Linked DNA regions of Homo sapiens: region 1 is linked to region 2. Evidence: chromatin contacts called from ENCODE Hi-C or POLR2A ChIA-PET data. All regions are on one chromosome and are shown on one strand. The core of a region is the stretch at or near the end of the contact, and the rest is flanking DNA. Distances in the headings are between cores, read along the strand shown. Region 1 overlaps LINC01991 (long intergenic non-protein coding RNA 1991). Region 2 overlaps ST6GAL1 (ST6 beta-galactoside alpha-2,6-sialyltransferase 1).

What was found. Hi-C counts contacts between places; a loop is a spot of excess contacts on that map. ChIA-PET counts read pairs that join two places held with the same protein, here RNA polymerase II (POLR2A). Pooled maps may share reads with other maps.
Region 1: a loop to region 2 is called in a map of OCI-LY7, with 5 times the contacts of the local background. The contact joins two enhancer-like sites. A Hi-C loop is called at or near these places in 1 of 168 maps with a recorded cell type or tissue (OCI-LY7) and 1 of 50 pooled maps. POLR2A ChIA-PET finds 5 or more read pairs at or near these places in 1 of 52 experiments (OCI-LY7).

The regions. Positions count from the first base shown.
Region 1 is chr3:187,965,032-187,968,977 of GRCh38, reverse strand. LINC01991 (long intergenic non-protein coding RNA 1991) reads left to right here. Exons shown (of 3, transcript NR_135538.1): 2 at 1,769-2,249. Among named protein-coding and RNA genes, the nearest start is that of LINC01991, 9.4 kb to the left of the region's middle. Within about 2 kb of position 2,662, at least 4 of the 41 ENCODE cell types and tissues checked have a DNase peak (open chromatin) inside an H3K27ac peak, as active enhancers do; they include OCI-LY7, where a contact is called at or near this core.
Region 2 is chr3:186,998,859-187,003,266 of GRCh38, reverse strand. The region is part of intron 2 of ST6GAL1 (ST6 beta-galactoside alpha-2,6-sialyltransferase 1); the gene reads right to left. Among named protein-coding and RNA genes, the nearest start is that of ST6GAL1, 71 kb to the right of the region's middle. RefSeq lists enhancers at 2,038-2,157, 2,298-2,347, 2,358-2,577, 3,116-4,006, 4,007-4,408. Within about 2 kb of position 2,331, at least 10 of the 41 ENCODE cell types and tissues checked have a DNase peak (open chromatin) inside an H3K27ac peak, as active enhancers do; they include OCI-LY7, where a contact is called at or near this core.

The DNA of each region.
Region 1 (3,946 bases), core at 1,413-3,912, 970 kb before region 2:
TTGGTGAGGTTGGTAATGAAAGTCATTGAAGAAATTGAGGCAAAAGTTAACTCTGTCCAATCCTGGCCAGCAGGATTATTAAGTAACTTGAAAAAAATAATTCCTGATACTCTATTTATTTAGTGATTGATCTTCTAAATCAGTTTGTTTTGTTGTTGTTGTTTGATTGATTGATTTTTTTGAGACAGTCTTGCTTTGTCACCCAGGCTGGAGTGCAGTGGCATGATCTCAGCTCACCGCAACCTCTGCCTCCCGGTTCAAGTGTTTCTCCTGCCTCAGCCCCCCAAGTAGCTGGGACTACAGGTGTGTGCCACCATACCCAGAAAATTTTGTATTTTTAGTAGAGATGGAGTTTTGCCATGTTGGCCAGGCTGGTCTTGAACTGGCCTCAAGCAATCCACCTGCCTCAGCCTCCCAAAGTGCTGGGATTATAGGCGTGAGCCACCATGCCTGGCTTCACTTTGTTTTTTAATACCAAGTCTCATAAATAGTATAAAGTGGGAGTTAAGGGATTTCAGTGCTGATTTTGCCACTAACTTGTTCAAAAGCACCAGAGAGTACCACTGAGGTACTCAGCTGAGGAAAAACACTTAAATGATATCTAGGGAACTTTACTGCTCTGACAGTCTGTGATTGTACATTAGTACTTTAGACAGCAGAGAGATAAACCCTGATTCCGGTTTACAGATAATTACTCATCTCTCTGCCTGAGGCCAAGAAAAGCCCTCTGTGGAGCAGTGTGGAAGAATGCCTTAGAGCACAGTAGCAGAGAGTTCCAGACCCGGAGGCAAGGGGATCTGGGTTAACTCTCAACGTTGCCAACTGTGATTTGAATCTTCTGACAGGGTGCTGGGCCTGCTAGCATCTCAGTTTTCTCACCTGTAAAATGGAGACAATAACAGTGTGTGAGCTTTTTTTGGTACAAACGTTAATGCATGAAAAGACCTACAACATGTTTCCGCATGGGCTAGTTGAAAGTTTTGGAGGAAAAAATATCAAGCTGATAATTTTTAAATTTTTTTTTTTGTTTTGAGGCAGAGTCTTGCTCTGTCACCCAGGCTGGAGGACAGTTCCACGATCTTGGCTCACTGCAACCCCCGCCTGCTGGGTTCAAGTGAATCTCATGCCTCAGCCTTCCCAGTAGCTGGGACTACAGGTGCGTGCTACCATGCCCGGCTAATTTTTGCATTTTTAGTAGAGATGGGGTTTCACCATTTTGGCCAGGCTGGTCTCGAACTCCTAACCTTAGGTGATTCACCCCCTCCTCGGCCTCCCAAAGTGCTGGGATTACAGGTGTGAGCCACCTCGCCCAGCCGTAAAATTCTTAATATGTAAGTATTTTCTTCAAAAATGAATCTAATTTGCATAACTAAAGTTTCTGAATGCTTTATCTAGAATAATCATGGGACTGGAAGTTTCTTAATAGTTCTTCTCTAGGTTTTTGCACTTTAAATACCCTGCAGGTCTTTTCATTCTAATATAACATAATCACAGTAATAAGAAGTGTGACAAAGCTCTAGTAGTTCATGGTGCCTGTGCCTCATTCACTCGTCAGCGAAGCCTCCCTCAGCATCCCCTCCCCACATCCATCCCTGCACACTGCACCCTCTCCAAGCTGCTGCCAGCCGTGCTGCTCCCCTGCCTCCTTACTGGAGTGCAAGCCAGTAAAAAAGGAAGCAAATTCGGTTATGTAAAGCACATTCTGGGTAAGGAAAGGCAAGCATGTGTTTCTGCTTGACTGAAATTGGTTTTTTTTTTTCCCCACCAGTTTGTCCTCTTATCGGGATACGTCAGAAATTAGAGAGACCCTGGCAATCACAGCTTCCACCTCCTCATTTTACAAATGAGCAACTAGGCTCAGAGTACAGAAGTGGCTTTCCCAGGGTCACACAGCCAGCTTGTGACAGAGTCAGGATTCAAGTACCATCTCCTGACTTCTCCATTGCACCAGACGTCGATAGAACACAGAGAACCTAAAAGAAGAAAGAAAAAAAAATAGAGCTTTTGGGAATATATTGGGCTTCTGGTTTTCAAGGACAATTTTATGATAAGTAGCAATGATGCCTCAAAAGCTCTGGTAGCTAGCTTGAATGAACTTATGTAATAAACATTTATCACAGAACATGTGTCATCAAACACCTGCCAGTTCTGAGCGTTGGCACCAAAGCTGCTTTCATTGTCAAAGAAAAGAGGGGGAAAGGAACTTGGCTGAACAAAGCTGGCAGACGTTTATACTAGAAAATTTAGAGGTAATTTCTAGAGGAACAGAAACACATTTTCAAAGTCTTATAAAATTTATTTAAATGTGATTGGGTGAATTTAGCAGTTAAAGAAGTGAAGAACACTGAGGTCCAATTGGTGCCTGAGGCTTCTTCCAGGACCCAGTCTTTTCTGTCTGCCTTGGGCACAGATTTCTAGATGCCTGAAGATGGACAGGCCCAGAGGTTGCCCAGAGTGATGTCTGAGATTACTGATCTCTATCTAGGCTTCCATAGAAACACATCCCAAAACGTTCTTGGTTCTTATTGGAATCTCATCTCATTTGCAGAACATGGCCAGAGTCAAAGAGACATGGACCATGTGTCACTCAGACTGAGTCCATCCATACAAAGAGAATTCTCTAGCCTGTATTGGAAGTCAATCTACATCAGCATGACAGGGCATGTAGCCGAATACGTGGCCACTTCCCTTTGGCTACCCACACATTTTTGAACTGCAAGATCTGTTCTTTATCTACTCATCTAATGGTTATTACTGGGAGAGCACTGGACTATAAATTCTGTTGCACTTGCAGGTGTAATGAGCTCTTTGAACCTCAGTTTCCTCACCCATCAGATACTATTCATTATCTGCCTTGCGGACAACACCTAGTTGTTGGGAACATTGCATGAATGGCAGGTGGAGGTGCTTTGTAAACGCTAAAGCCTGCCATGAATGTGAAGGAGTGTTGCTACTCTTCTGTGCCCAACAATGTGCTAGCACCAAGGGAGTTCAAAAGAAATGTGAGACATGGTCCCTACCCTCCAGGAACTTACAACTCATTGTTGGGAGACCAAGACACATCCCCTAAAAACAGATATGTAACACCTCAAGTCTGTGAAGTACTTACTATTTAAATGATGCCCAGAGCCTCTGAATCCCCTAGAAGTACAGAGGAGGGGGAGATCATTAATGGTGTGGAGAAGTTGGAGGAGGTGAGACGATGCCAGGTGATAAAGTAGACAGAGAAGATGAAGGTCTTTTTTTTGAGACAGGGTCTCACCCTGTTGCCCAGGCTGGAGTGCAGTGGCATGATCGGCCCACTGCAACCTCCACCTCCTAGGTTCAAGCAATTCTCGTGCCTCGACTTCCTGACATAGCTGGGACTACAGGCGCACACCGCCACACCCGGCTAATTTTTGTATTTTTAGTAGAGACAGGGTTTCACCATGTGGGCCATGCTGGTCTCGAACTCCTGACCTCAAGCAATCCACCCACCTCAGCCTCCCAAAGTTCCGGGATTACAGATGTGAGCCACTGTGCCCTGGCCTGAAGAAGGTCTTTATGGGTACGGCATGACTGCTGGAGAGTTTTGTCACCGCTGCTTAAGGAAGAGCTTCCCAATGTTGGATATGTCTGTAACTTCATAATTTTTTTTTAATTTTGCGCTTTTGTGAATTTCCTCAATTGGCTTTCTTATTGGCCCCCAGGATCACACAGAACACTTCAAACTCCTCTTACGTGTTCTTGATTTCATCATTTAGCTGAAGATGCAGGCCCTGTCTTTCTTTCTGAGTTTTCCTTAGCACCCTCCTTTTAAATTACCTTTTTCATTGGTTAAATGCCATGAAACTTCATCAATTCTAGTTTTAGCTATCACTTGACCCAAAGACAAGAGAGTTGAATCCTGGACCTTAAAGAAAAAGAAAAAAGGAAAAAAAGCTTGTGGGAACCTTATTTACCTCAA
Region 2 (4,408 bases), core at 1,082-3,581:
GGCTGACCTTCCCACAGGTAAGAGGGAGCTCCTCCTGTCTGACTGCCTTGAGCTGGGGCATTGTTTTTGCTGTTGTTGTTTTGGTTTGGTTTGGTTTTGGGGTTTTTTTCCCCCTGCCTTTGGACTCAAACTGAAAGGCCTTAGGCCAACTGGCATTTGCACTAGAACTACGCCATTGGCTTTCCCTGGTTCTCAGGCCTTTGGACTCAGACTGGAACTGCACCATTGCTGCTCCTGGGCCTCCACCTTGCCAGTCGCAGATCTTGGTAATTGTCAGTTTCCATAATTGCATAAGCCATTGTTTTATTTCTCTTACTAATGTTTTATATTCTTCAGTAAAATGTCTTGCCTATCTTTAATTAAACTTGCTTCTTGCATTTGATATTTTGCTACCGTAAATAGTATACAAAATATACTTTCTAATAATTTGTGAACCTGTGCTTTTAAAGAATTATAATGGAGAATTTTCTGGGTAAGGGTAATTATGCACACACACATACATGCTATTGATTCAGAATCATCTGAATCAAGGGACATTTCAGAACCCTTTCTGCTGATACGCCCAGAGTTGAGATTTTACCCAGAAACAGAAACAGACAAATCACACAACTTTCCTCACCCCAAATCCTAAGCAAAGGTAATTGGCACAGACAGGAATTGATGAGATGTTGGCAGAGAGGAGATGCTTAGCGGCAAGAAAGCCACAATGAACCTCCCAGCCAATGCCTCACAGAGTGCAAGGCCATGTAAAAAATGAGGGAAAGAAGTCCTTGGCATTTTCCAGACATAATGACTACATTGACTTTTCCTGAGGGAAAGTTGGACAGACCAGGGAGAGGAATGAGCTGTGCTCAAGGGTCTTTTGGGTCATTTCTTTGCATTTCCTAAAGAATATGTTTTTTACCTTATCATGTAGACAACTTTGATCTGTGCTGCTGAGCATAAAGAAACATTTGATAGCTTCCATAAACCTGACAGTTTGACACTAAGTGTGGGAGGGAAATCACTAAACTAATAAGTATATGAAATATCATCCCTTCTTTGTGGAATTATGAGCTCATTCATCTCCAAAACAAAATTACATTAAAAGCTTCAGACACACGAAAATGTTGATTTGCCTCCCATTTGTTTCAAGATGGCCTTAAACCTAGAATGTGGACTTAAAAATACACCATAACAGAAAATATGGTCAGATCTAACAGCTAATTACAACACCAATATAAGGCAACAAAGCTCTCTCTTTGGTAGAGTAGAAAATAAAGCTAAAAACATTGTTTGTTTGTTTTGTTTTTGGGTTTTTTTTTTTTTTTTGAGACAAAGTCTCACTCTGTTGTCCAGGCTGGAGTGCAGTGGCGTGATCTCGGCTCACTGCAACCTCCGCCTCCCGGGTTCAAGCAATTCTCCTGCCTCAGCCTCCTGAGTAGCTGGGATTACAGGCGCGCGCCACCACACCCGGCTAATTTTTGTATTTTTAGTAGAGACGGGGTTTCACCATGTTGACCAGGCTGGTCTCAAACTCCTGACCTCGTGATCTGCCCGCCTGGGCCTCCCAAAGTGCTGAGATTACAGGAGTGAGCCACTGAGCCCGGCCGTTTGTTTGTTTTTCATTACATATATGGTGGGCCCTTTATGTGCAGGACACTGTGTGAAATGCATTTTCTCACTTAAACCCCTAACATGATGCTGAAGTAGATGCCATAATCCCATTTTACAGATGAAGCTGAAGTCCAGAAAGGTCAGCCATTTGACCAAAGTGGGCCTCCAGAAAGCAATGGAAGTGAGATCCAAACCCAGGTTTACAACAGTTATTGAGCACTACTTATGTGCCAGGCACTGATCTCAGCACTTTTCAAGTATTAACAGATTTAATCCCCACTGCAATATTACAGGGAGACATTGCTGTCACCTGATTTTAGATGAAGAAATGAGGCAGAGAAAGGTAAAATAATTTGTCCAAAGTCACACATCCCTCTGATTCAATGCCTGAGACAGATCTATGTGCAGTGGAGGGTATGGAAAGTGACATGCAGGTCATCCCTTTCCTCGGGCTGTGGACATTTCAGAATGTCCAGGGTTCGGGTAGGAACACTGAGTTCTACCTCGCTTCTGTGCCACTGTGGGAAGTTGAGGCCAAACTTAGTGAAGCCACATGGCCAGCTTGAAACCTGTGGGTCTTCGGGTTTGGCTCTCACCATTCATCTGCAAAGAAAAGCTGTGTAACCCACCTTCTCCCGAGGAAGGCACCTTTCTGCCAACAATGGCCTCACCTGACACTCTGGTCAGTTACACAAGCACTGTTCTAAAAAGCATCTGGGGAAGTACGCACAAATGCATGGCCCATTTCTACTCCAGTTAAATTTAGCAAAACTTTGAGTAAATTTTCACACCCAATGCTGGTGATTAATAGCAAAACAGTTGTGCTCATGTATCACTCATGGCTGGGAAAACAGAAGTGAAACCTTACGAAAATACCTCAGAACAACCAACAATAGTTGAAAAACAGAAAAGAAACATAAATGTGTGGGTGCCTACTGTAGCATCAAATGTAATGCTGAGAAAATTTGGAACAACCTAAATATCTAGCCATAGGAACAAGCAAAATTGTGATCCAGAAGTCCATCGATTGCCTATGAAGCCATTAACAAAAGACATGCACTATAAAGATGAAAAACAATGTTTATAGAAACAAAATAAACTTTTTTTTGAGCCAGAGTCTCGATCTTGTCACCCAGGCTGGAGTGCAATGGCAAAATCTTGGCTCACTGCCACCTCGGCCTCCCGGGTTCAAGCGATTCTCCTGCCTCAGCCTCCCGAGTAGCTGGGATTACGGGCACCTCCACCAAGCCTAGCTAATTTTTTTTTTTTTTTTTTGTATTTTTAGTAGAGATGGGGTTTCACCATGTTGGCCAGGCTGGTCTCGAACTCCTAACCTCAGGTGATCCACCCACCTCAGCCTCCCAAAGTGCTGAGATTACAGACGTGAGCCACCACATCCGGCCCAAAATAAACTTTTGGTCAACACTAAAATTGTAATTCTATTAAAAGCTTGCTTTGCAAACAGACTATGATTACAAGTGACCATTGTTACAAGTGAACAGTAATGTGTCAGGAGGCAGGATACATTTTAAAAATGTATCTTGGCTGGGCACCATGACTCATGCTTATGAATCCCATCACTTTGAGAGGCCAAGGCAGGAAGAATGCTGGAGGCCAGAGGTTCAAGATCCGTCTGGCCAACATACTCTACAAAAATGTTCTTAAAATAGCTCAGTGTGATAGTGCACGCCTATAGTCCCAGCTACTCAGGAGGCTGAGACAGGAGGATCCCAAGCCCACAAGTTCAAGGCTGCAGTGAACTACAATAGCCACTCCAGCCTGGGCAACAGAGGAGGACTCTGTCTCTAAAAAAAATATAAATAAATAAAAGTGTATCTTTACTGCTGTCATAATGTTTGTGAGTAAAACAAGAAAAACAAGTTTAGCACCAAGTTTGTTGCCCCCAGAGCACGCACATGGCCCTCCTACTCCACTTACCCTCCATTAGAATATAGTAGTCTTGGCTGGACACGGTGGCTCATGACTGTAATCCCAGTGCTTTAGGAGGCCAAGACGGGAGGATCATGAGGTCAGGAGATCGAGACCATCCTGGCTAACACGGTGAAACCCCATCTCTACTAAAAATACAAAATTAGCCAGGCGCAGTGGTGCACTCCTGTAGTCCCAGCTACTCGGGAGGCTGAGGCAGGAGAATGGCCTGAACCAGGGAGGCGGAGCTTGCAGTGAGCCGAGATCGTGCCACTGCACTCCAGTCTGGGCTACGGAGTGAGACTCCGTCTCAAAAAAAAAAAAAAAAGAGATTATAGTAGTCTTCCTTCAAGGCGACAAATCCGGGCCTACTTCTTCCCCGGATGTCTTGCCTTAGCATAGGGGACAGAAACACATTTATTCAGCACCCATAATGGCCTGGCCCTGACATAGCTGAGCTGTTCCTATGCATTATCACCTTGAATGACACACACCTTCTACGAGGCGAGTGGTGTTAATGGTCCCACGGCCCTAGACAGAGGCTTACCGCCTAGTGAAAGGATTCCCTTAACTTTCGCATATGCATTTAAAAAGGAGGATTCCCTTTACTTCCCCAGGGCCAGCTGCCTCCACAAGAGCAAGTTTAACAATGGTTTGGAAATAAGATACCCCTGCATTGCCCCCGGGCCCCCTTCCTGGTCGGCTGGCAGTTGGCCACAGTGGGAAGAGGAGGGAGAGGCCAGGATCCAGTTCTGTTGCTTTCCAGCTTCGTGCCCCCCAGGCAAGTTACCTAACCTCTCTGGGCTTCATTTCCTCAACCATTAGATAGTTCTGTAATAAACTTTTCACGTGATTATTGAACTATATGAAATAATATACGTAA